Linked DNA regions of Mus musculus: region 1 is linked to region 2. The links are chromatin contacts, found by Hi-C or POLR2A ChIA-PET in ENCODE. All regions are on one chromosome and are shown on one strand. Each heading gives the region's core, a stretch centred on a gene start or an enhancer-like site at or near the end of the contact. The rest is flanking DNA. Distances are from core to core; before and after follow the strand shown.

Region 1 (4,802 bases), core at 890-3,389, 43 kb after region 2:
AGTTGCCTGTTGCATTCGGACAGTTTGCTTGAGTACATACAGTGTGAACTGTCAGGTGTGCCATCCTTTTTTATTGTTAGAAGCCATAAAGAGTGTTTTTGTCGTGTCTGTAGGTTGTATTAGTGTTGAATAGTTTGGAACACAGTATTAGATACAAGTTGAATCCAGTGTTCCTTAAATATTGTACCGAGAACTCGAGGTTTCCAGCTTTAGCTTACCCTTTGTTCCCAATTAATGGGTGTGTGTTTGGATGAGGAAGAATTATGGCACAAACACAGGGTGCCATGTCAGGTGTCAGTACTACCACTGAGACACACACACACACACACACACACACACACACACACACACACACACACACACACACACTGGGGGATTCTAGGCAGGGGCTCTACCACCAAGCCATGACCCCAGCCCCTCACTGGGGGATTCTAGGCAGGTTGTGGATTGAGTGAGAAAGCCTCCATAAGCTCATATATTTAAATGCTTAGGCACCTGCGAGTGGAACTCTTTTAAAAGATTTGGCGGATGAGGATATAGGGTCTTAGGCCTAATGTCTCTTTTTCTTGCCTTCTGCGTATGGATCAATATATAAGTCTCAGCCACTTCTTCAGCACCATTGCCAGCCTGCTGTTATGCTCCTGACAGGATAATGGACTAAAGCTCTGAAAGTATAAGCCAGACCCAAGTTACATGCTTCCTTTTGTCAGAGTTGCCTTGGTCATGGTGTTTCTTCACAGCAATAGAATAGTGACCCAGATCGTCCATGTTCTACTACCAGGTCATACCCCTAGCCCCTCACTGGGGGATTCTAGGCAGAGGCTCTGCCACTGAGCCACACCCCCAGTCCCTCACTGGGGGATTCTAGGCAGGGGCTCTACCACTGAGCCACGCCCCCAGCTCCTCACTGGGGGATTCTAGACAGGGGCTCTACCACTGAGCTACACCCCCAGCCCTTCACTGGGGGATTCTAGGCAGGGGGTTCTACCATCAAGTTATGATCCCAACCCCTCACTAGAAGATTTTAGGCAGGGCTCTACCACTGAGCCTTTCCCCAATGCCTTACAGAGGGAATCTATGAAGGGGCTCTAACTCTGCTGCCAGATCAGGCTCCTATAGCTTCACAGTTGAAGTTTTAACGTTTATATAGAAATATAATATGGGACTTCATTGTTTTTCAAAAGTATCAATAGCAGTGTGTGATGGCCCACACTTTTCAGCCCAACACTAGGGAGGCAGAGGCAGGCTGATCTATGCCTTAGAGGCCACCATTGTTTACGGGAGGGGGTGGGGAGTTCCAGAACAGTCAAGTCTACATACAGAGAGATGTTGTGTCTCCGGGGAGGGGTGGGGGTAGGGGAATCAAAACAACAATAACAAAATATCCATATTTGTCTTTCGTGATGGCTCCATGATAGGTTTCAAATCAGTATTCAAGAGACTAGGCCTAAGAACTGGGCAAGTTCAGGAAAGCCCATGCAAGTTAGAAAAACAAACAAACAAACAAACAAACAAACAAACAAACAAGTCAGGCAGCTAGTCAGAAACTAGAAGGTGCCCAGCCACATAGCCTGAATCTAGGACGATGGGTCAGCAACAGTTTCCAGCCCCATGTCTCAGTAATGGTTCTGGAATTTCCGTGGAGATAGAGTAAGACAAAGCCCACTTATCCTAGGATTCCTCAGCAATAGTTTCGGGCCCTCCACGCCCTGGTAATGGTTCTAGAATACCTAAAGGTGAAGTAAGACAAAGCGCACCTATCCTGGAACTCCCCTAATGTGCTTCAAATTGGGCTTACAATCACACTTTGGGTTCTCTCCTTTTTGGAATGAGGGATCCCCGCTGGTCTTCTGCTGAATAAAACACTCTTTGCTTTTGCATACTATTTGAGTCTACAAACAACGGCAAACAACAGGCCCTGACAGTGGCATTTCAGAAATGAATAAATCGAAAAGCAACCCAGGAGAGCAAGCTCCCCCTTCCTCCTCCTCTCCCGCTCCACCAAAAAAAAAAAAAAAAAAAAAAAAAGATTTCCGGGGGCCCACTGTAGTTAAAACAGCTTGGAACTTATTGATGGTTTTAGAGAGCTGGGGAATGTCATTACAGAAGGGCACTATAGTTTGGCGCTTCTACTGAAGCATTCTGGGAATTGTAGTTCCCACTCCAGGCGGTCAGACTCTTCTGCAAGCGGAGGCGGGCTGGTAGTGCTTCTGGAGATGTGAAAACTTGGAGCGTCCTGCGGCCCTTCGTGTGTGCTCGTGCTAACGGTGTGTCCCTTGGAGAAACAAGTCCACGGACAGGGAGAACTGGGGCACCGATGGCGATGGCGGCGGCAGTGTCTGAGTCCCCTCTTGCTGGGCTCAGCCCCAAGCGGTGCTACCTGGTCCTACTTCCCCTGCTTCCGGAGGGGAAGGAGGAGTCCGAGGGAAGAATCTAGCATCCCAAGGGAGCATGGGGGAGGAGTTGTGATGAGAGGTGGCCTGAAGCCTTAAGTGGTTTGCAACTGGTTTTTATGCGATTTTTTTTTTGCATTTTTTAATTTACTTACTTATTTCCTTAGTGGGACGTGCCACAGCTTGTGTATGAAGGAGATCAGGAAATACCTTGTGGGAGTCCGGTCTCTCCTTCCACCATGCGGGGTTCAGAGACTGAAACTCAGGTGGTCTCCCTCGTCTGTAGTCACCATTATCTGATGAGCCATTTCCCAGGGACAAACTCCCTTTTCCTTAGAGAGGGTTTTTATATCTCATTATTTGCATGCACATGGAAACAGAGACTTTGTGGGGGGCTCGTGCAGATGAACAGCATTTAATTTACTAGTATTTAAACCTTTTAGTGTGAGAGACAGAGCGGAGGACTATCATTCCTATGTATGGAAACAATTGTGTGTAAGAGCTGTCACATTAACAGACCCTTCCGAGAGCAGTGATCAATCATGACGCAGTATTCGTCAGAGTTCAGAGCTTCTTAAAGATTTGTTTTTCTGGGAAGCCCACTAACACAGCCAGATTTGTGAAGGCAATAGTGCCCAGCACCCAGAAATAGAGAATGTGGCCTTTTCTAAGCCCCAGCTGTGAGCAAGGTGAGGCATGGCACTACCTATGAGTAGAAACTAGAAAGAAAAGCCTGGCCAGCGCACACAGCCCTTAGGACTGATGGAGAAGCTGAGGAAGCCATGTGGCCCAACTGTCCTAGCAGTGTTCTCATGAAGCCCCTCCTCCCCCAGCTTGCTTCCCAGAGCCCTGCCTTGTCTCAAAGAGAAGAGAACAATGACCAAGTTACAGGTAAGTCGGGTTGCTTCCCCCATGCCCACAGTGCTAGGGATTGGAAACAGGATCCCTGCATGCTGGGCAAGTGCTCTACAGCTGAGCCTCTCTGAACTGCATGAAGGAAGAGGGGAAGTTGCTGAGAAGAAAGGACTGGAAGGAGGAGAGATAAGAGAGGACGGTGGGAGCCTGGCATGTTGGCACACGCCTTTAATCCCAGCACTTGGGAGGCAGAGGCAGGAGGATTTCTGAGTTCGAGGCCAGCCTGGTCTACAAAGTGAGTTCCAGGACAGCCAAGACTGCACAGAGAAACCCTGTCTCGAAACAAAAACAAAAACAAAAAAAGAGGACAGTGGGAACATGTGCTCAAAGTGCAGTGCACACAGGAAAGTGTAAAAGGATGACTAAAAAGAATTCAAAAAAGTGGGCTGGAGAGATGGCTCAGTAGTTAAGGGCACTGGCTCAGTTCCCAGCACCCACACCTGATACTTACAACTGCCTGTAACTCCAATTCCAGGGTGTCCAGCGCCCTCTTCTGGTCTCTCAGGGCACCTACACACATGTACACACAGGGCATGCACATACATTAAAAAAAGTCTTTTAAGTTTTCCTACATTTTAAAAGTGACATCGTTTTCCACTGCTCACCTAATTTTATCTTACAAATACATATAAATTCTCCCTATTGGTGTGGTTCATGAATTTTGATCATTTTAAATTTTTGTATTATTATTATTGTGTGAGGATGTTGGTTGTGGACATGCAAAAGCATGTATGTAGACATCAGAAGACATGTTTTCAAACTTGGGCTTTGTTCTTCCACCTCACTGAAGCAGGTCTCCTGTTTCTGGGACTCTGTGGAGACAGGCAGCTCCCTGGTGCTCATTAGCATCCATCCTAGCCTATTTGGCAAGTTCTAAGGCGCGGAAAGACCCTGATGATTCAAAAACAACAAAAAGAAAGGTTGCCAGCACCAGGGGTTCTCCTTCATCCTGTACATTCATGTGCACCCTCATGTACTTAAGTACACTGACATGTATGCACACATGTATACACACATGCACACAGACCTCTAGCCACCCTCACTTCCTGCACGGGACGTCCTGAGCATTCATTTCCTGAACAACCAGGGAAAGTGTACGGCTGCCACCAAGTGCACGGCTTCTGTGGTTGATCCAACTCAATCGATGAAGAGACGAAGAAAGGACAGACACACAGACATGTGTACAGACAAGCTGAGAGCAAAAGCCATGTGCTCTGATGGAGACACACCAGCAACCCTGAAACTCAGCACATTTATTAGACACCGCTGAGCACCCAGGAACCATGGTTCAAGAAACGGCAACATGAATACAAATGCACAGGGGTATTTTACATGGTGTTCAGCCAAGCTCTCCAGCTACCTGGAACCATCAACTCCAAGGAGTTAATGTGTGTTTTGCTAATAACAGTGACTATATCCCCAGTTAATTGGCAGGCAGTAATTATTCCTGGTTCTCTATTCTCTGGCCTAAACTGGACACTTTTAAAAATATTG
Region 2 (4,906 bases), core at 1,440-3,939:
TGAGGCTAGCCTGGTCTACCTGAGTTTTAATTTAAAATTTTAATTTCAGATGCACAGCTGTCACTGACCATGCCACAACTTTTGTGGTGGGCTAGCTCACTGCAAGCCATGTGTGAATTTTGTATCTTTGTAATTTCATTATACTTTCAGAGGTTATTTTGCTGACTTTGTGTGATGCCAGCAAGCTGTATTATATATATGTATATATACACTCATACATGTTTCTATGGAGAGTTACATGTCACCTGTCCTTAGAAACCCCCACACAAACAACTCACAGGCTCCTTGCTACTGAGGAAAACTTGAGATCAGGGATGACTGGACTCATTAAATTTGATGTTTATTGGACACATTTCCAAATGGAGGAGAGAACTTCCAGTTCTGGTTTGGTTTCTGTTACTGTGATAATCACTGAACAAAACCATCTTGGGCTGGACCTGCCAATCATAGTCAATCTCTGAAGGAAGCCTGAGTAGGAACCATGGGGGAACACTGCCAACAGGCTTGCTGCTGTCCATGGATTGCTAGGTGTTTGTTTGTTTGTTTGTTTGTTTGTTTGTTTGTTGAGATAGAGCTCTGGCTGTCCTGGAATTCACTGTGTAAACCAGTCTGGGCTCAAATTCACAGATTCCTCCATCCTCTGCCTCCCGAGTGCTGGGATCAAAAGCCAGTCCTGACTGCTCAGCTTGCCTTTTTATATACCTGCGGACCATTTGCCCAGGGCTGGCACCGTTTACAGTGAGTTGGGCCCCTCCCACATCAACCACTAATAATGAAAATGCTTCATAAACTTGCATACAGCCCAGTCTCATGGAGGCATCTCCTCAGCTGAGGCTCCCTCTTCCCTGCAAGTTGACAAATCACAGGTAACTTTAGCCCAAGGGGATCTGGCATCCACTTGTAGCCCACAAGGGCACCTGTACCCACAGACACAGACAGATAGACAGACAGACAGACACACACACACACACTGAACCTGTTTAAGAAGGATTGAATGGGTGTATAACAGTGGAGTAAACACAGTCCATACTCTTGTCTCTGACACAGTATTCTAGACTTAGGTCAATAACCTGAGCTACAAGCTAGAGCAGATCCTGAGACTCCATGGTAAATGGACATGGTTTTGTTATGTTTTAGGGAGGGAGATGGAACAAGAGAGTAGCACTGAGTTGAACTGTCCTCCAAGCAAGAAGCTGACATGTGGCTGCAGCATGGTTGGCTCAGAAGTGGATTGTCAACTCGCTGAGACAAAGTAAGCCGTCTTCCTGTAATATGTCATTTACTTTATTTATGTATTTATTTATTAATTTGTGTTTGCATGCCTCTGTGTGTGTGTGTGTGTGTGTGTGTGTGTGTGAGTGTGTGTGTGTGTACACCAGTGTGCTGCAGCACCTGTGGTAGAGGCAGATGTAAATTACAGAAAGTCAGCTCTCTCCTTCCACTGTGTGTGTTTCAAGGATTGAACTCAGGTCCCCGGGCCTGTACCTGCCAAGGCATTTGCAGGCCACGGGCAGGGTCTCTTGTTTCTGCCACACTAAGAGGTCAGGCTAGCTGGTATGGAGTCTTCTTGCCGGCTTCAATATGGCACTTTGCTTTTATTGTGAGAATCAATAAATGGTTTTCTTTTTTTGTTGTATCTGTAGGTTGTATGGGTGGTGAATATCCAAGGACACAGCATTGGCTATGAGTTAAATCCAGTGTTTCTCAAACCTAGCTTCTGGTGCACTCAAGAAAACAGCTTTTCCAGTTTTACTTACCCTTTGCTTCCAATTAGTGTGTGTGTGTGTGTGTGTGTGTGTGTGTGTGTGTGTGTGTGTGTGCATGTTTGGAAGAAGAAGAGTAATTATGGCACAAATACAGGAGTCACATACGTCAGGTGTCAGTACTACCACTGAGCCAGGCTCCCAGCCCTTCACTGGGGGATTCTAGGCAGGTTGTGGTTTGACTGAGAATGCCCCCATAGCTCATATATTTGAATGCTTAGTCTTCAGGGAGTGGAACTCCTTGAAAGGATTTAAAAGGTGAGCAGGCGTGGCCTTCTTGGAAAAAGTCTATCACTGGGTATGAGCATCAAGATTTTAAAAGCACATGTGAGTCCATTTCTCTTTCTCTGCCTCTCTGCATATGGATCAGGATCTAAGTCTCAGCTACTTCTTCAGCATCATGCCTGCCTGCTGCCATGTTCCTGCTCTGATAAAGGACTAAACCTCTGAAAGTGTAAGCCAGCCCCCAGTTAAATGCTTCCTTTGGTAAGAGTTGCTTGGACTTGTGGTATCTCTTCAAAGCAATAGAACAGTGACCAAGACAGGAGTTGGTACCAGGGACTGGAGTATTGCTGTGACAAGCCTGACCATGCTGTTTGTTGAAGGAATATGGAAGACTTTAGGACTTTCCACTACAAAATTATTAAGTGCTTTTTGATTAGTAGAGCTTAGTGGGTCATCCTAGGAGGAGAATGCAAGACAAGGGCAATTTGAGCTGGGGGTGGGGGGCAGCTCAAGAAGTTTCAGAGGCAAACAGTACATGGCCTAAACCATTCTAGTCATATACTGAGGAAAAAAAGTGGGTGATTTTTGTCCTCATCCTAAAAATCTGCCTGAAGCTAAGTTGATGAGTTTTGTATTACTGGCATAAGCAGGGGAGATTTCCAGACAGCCTTGTGTTGACTGTGTCTTGTGGTTATTAGCAGTCGCTCTCATGGAGATCCAGCATGAGGAGGAGCAAGCCAGACAGAAAGAACTATGCAGTGTGGAGTGTGAGGAGAAAAGAAGCACCGTGAAGGCTTAAGGAAAAGCCTGATTCTGAATGCTATAAAGGGAGTGCTGACCTCAGGGCAACACCCCACCCAGCGAAGCCTCCAGCCTGTGAGAAGGAAGAGGAAAAGCTTCAGCATGAGGGAGGCCATCAGTTCCAGCTTCAGCATGAGGGAGGCCATCAGTTCCAGCTTCAGCATGAGGGAGGCCATCAGTACAGCTTCAGCATGAGGGAGGCCATCAGTTCCAGCTTCAGCACGAGGAAGGCCATCAGTTCCAGAAAGATAGTGGACATAGAATCGGATGGGGCCAAGGTCCAGACCATCGAGCAGCAGAACATGCCAGCTTTGGCCACTTGGTTCTGGCTTTAGAGTCAAGGATACAAGAAACACTTGGTTCTGGCTTTAGAGTCAAGGATACAAGAAAAGGGTTCTTGAGCCTCCCTTAGTAATGAAGGAAATGCCCTGAAGGCAGTTGTAGTATAGGAGAGTTCCTGCATAGTGGCCAAGAGAGGGCATTGAGTGAAGCTGTGAACCTGGATTATGTCGGAGACCACAAGATGTTGAAGATGCCAGAACTATGGGATCCCAGCTGCAGAGAGCTGCAGACTGAGGTGAAACCAGCCTGAGAGAGACAAGTGTGTTACAGCCAACATAGCCGAAAGAGTAAAGCATCTGAAGAGTGCTTTGACATCAGCATGGAGATGCAGAGTTTGGCCTCCACCTTTGGTTTTTAGTCTTGCTATGGTCCAGTGTTTCCTCACTATACTGCCTTCCCATTAAGAAATGGTAAAGTATATTTTATGCCATAACACATTGGATTATGTGGTCTGCTTTTTGATTTTGATTTTACAGGGAATTACAATGAAGAGATTGTCATGAGTATCATAAAAGTTTGACATTTAGATTTTTAAAAAATATTGGGATTGCAATAGATGGTGGGGACTTTTGAAGTTGGGCTGAACGCATTTGGCATTATGATATGGGCAAAGGCTTATCGAGACAGGTAGCAGAGTGTGATGGTTTGACTAACAGTGGCCCCCATACATCTATGTATTTGAATGATTGGAAATAGCAGGGAGCCATGCTTTCTGCCATGTTAATGGACTAAGCCTCTGAAACAAGCTTTGATCATGGTGTCTCTTCATAGCAGTAGAATAGTGACCCAGACACCCTGTGCTCTACCATCACTCCCACAGCCTGTGACTGGAGGATTCTATTCAGGGACTCTGCCTCTGCTGCTGAATCAGGCTCCTATAGCTGAGCAGTTGAAGTTTTAGCTTTTATAATATAATATAAAATGAGACTTCAGTGTTCTTAAAAAGGACCCACAGCTGGGCATGGTGGTGCTTACCTCTTATCCCAGCACCCGGGAGCGAGAGACAAAGGGATCTCTCAGTTTGAGGCCAGCCTGATCTACAAACAGAATTCCAGGAGATCCAGGGCTACGCAGAGAAACTGCCTCGGGGAAAAAACAAAACAAAACAAAACAGAACAGAAATAAAAAAGTATCCATAGATGTCTTACATGGCATTTCAAAAATAAAGAAACCGAAAAGCACCCCCGGTGAGCGAGCTCCCAAAAAGCGATTTCTAAGGCTCACATGCCAGTTAAAAGAGCTTGGAACATATGGAGGCTTTAGTAGTCTGGGGAATGTAGTCCCGGAAAAAGCACAGAGCTAGGCGCTTCCGCTGACGCATTCTGGGAATTGTAGTTCCAGCGCCAGTGACGGCTGAGGTGACTTCCGCTGCCGCAAGGCCAGGCTCCCTGGCAGTACTTCTGATGAGGTGACATCCTGCAGCGTTCCGCGACCCTTCTGTGTGCTGGTGTTTCGGTGTGTCTTCTCGGGGACCGAGTCTGCATCTCCGGGGAGAAGAGGGGCACCGCTGGCGTCGGCCGGTCCTCTCTAGCTGGGCTCTGCTTGAGACGGCGCTGCCCAGGATTCCTGGACCCGTCTCAGCTGCTTGTGGAGCCCTGGAGAGAGTCTAGCTTCCCACGGGAGTCTGTCAGAGGAACGGTGATGGCAGATAGCAGTGTCCTAAAGCCTTAAGTGGTATGCAACTCTGGTTTTGATGTGCTCTTTTTGCATATATTTCATTGTTTATTTACTTAAAGAGTGGGACGTTCCATAGCTGATAAAAGGAATAGGTCAGA

What was found. Hi-C counts contacts between places; a loop is a spot of excess contacts on that map. ChIA-PET counts read pairs that join two places held with the same protein, here RNA polymerase II (POLR2A).
Region 1: a loop to region 2 is called in a map of heart, with 2.3 times the contacts of the local background. The contact joins the promoter of Zfp114 here to the promoter of Zfp235 in region 2. A Hi-C loop is called at or near these places in 2 of 37 maps with a recorded cell type or tissue (T-helper 1 cell and heart). POLR2A ChIA-PET finds 5 or more read pairs at or near these places in 1 of 5 experiments (embryonic stem cell).

The regions. Positions count from the first base shown.
Region 1 is chr7:24,172,883-24,177,684 of GRCm38, forward strand. Zfp114 (zinc finger protein 114) reads left to right here and starts at 2,140. Exons shown (of 4, transcript NM_001029933.3): 1 at 2,140-2,267; 2 at 3,227-3,284. The coding sequence starts at 3,270.
Region 2 is chr7:24,129,683-24,134,588 of GRCm38, forward strand. It overlaps Zfp235 (zinc finger protein 235), which reads left to right and starts at 2,690. Exons shown (of 5, transcript NM_019941.3): 1 at 2,690-3,541; 2 at 4,467-4,805.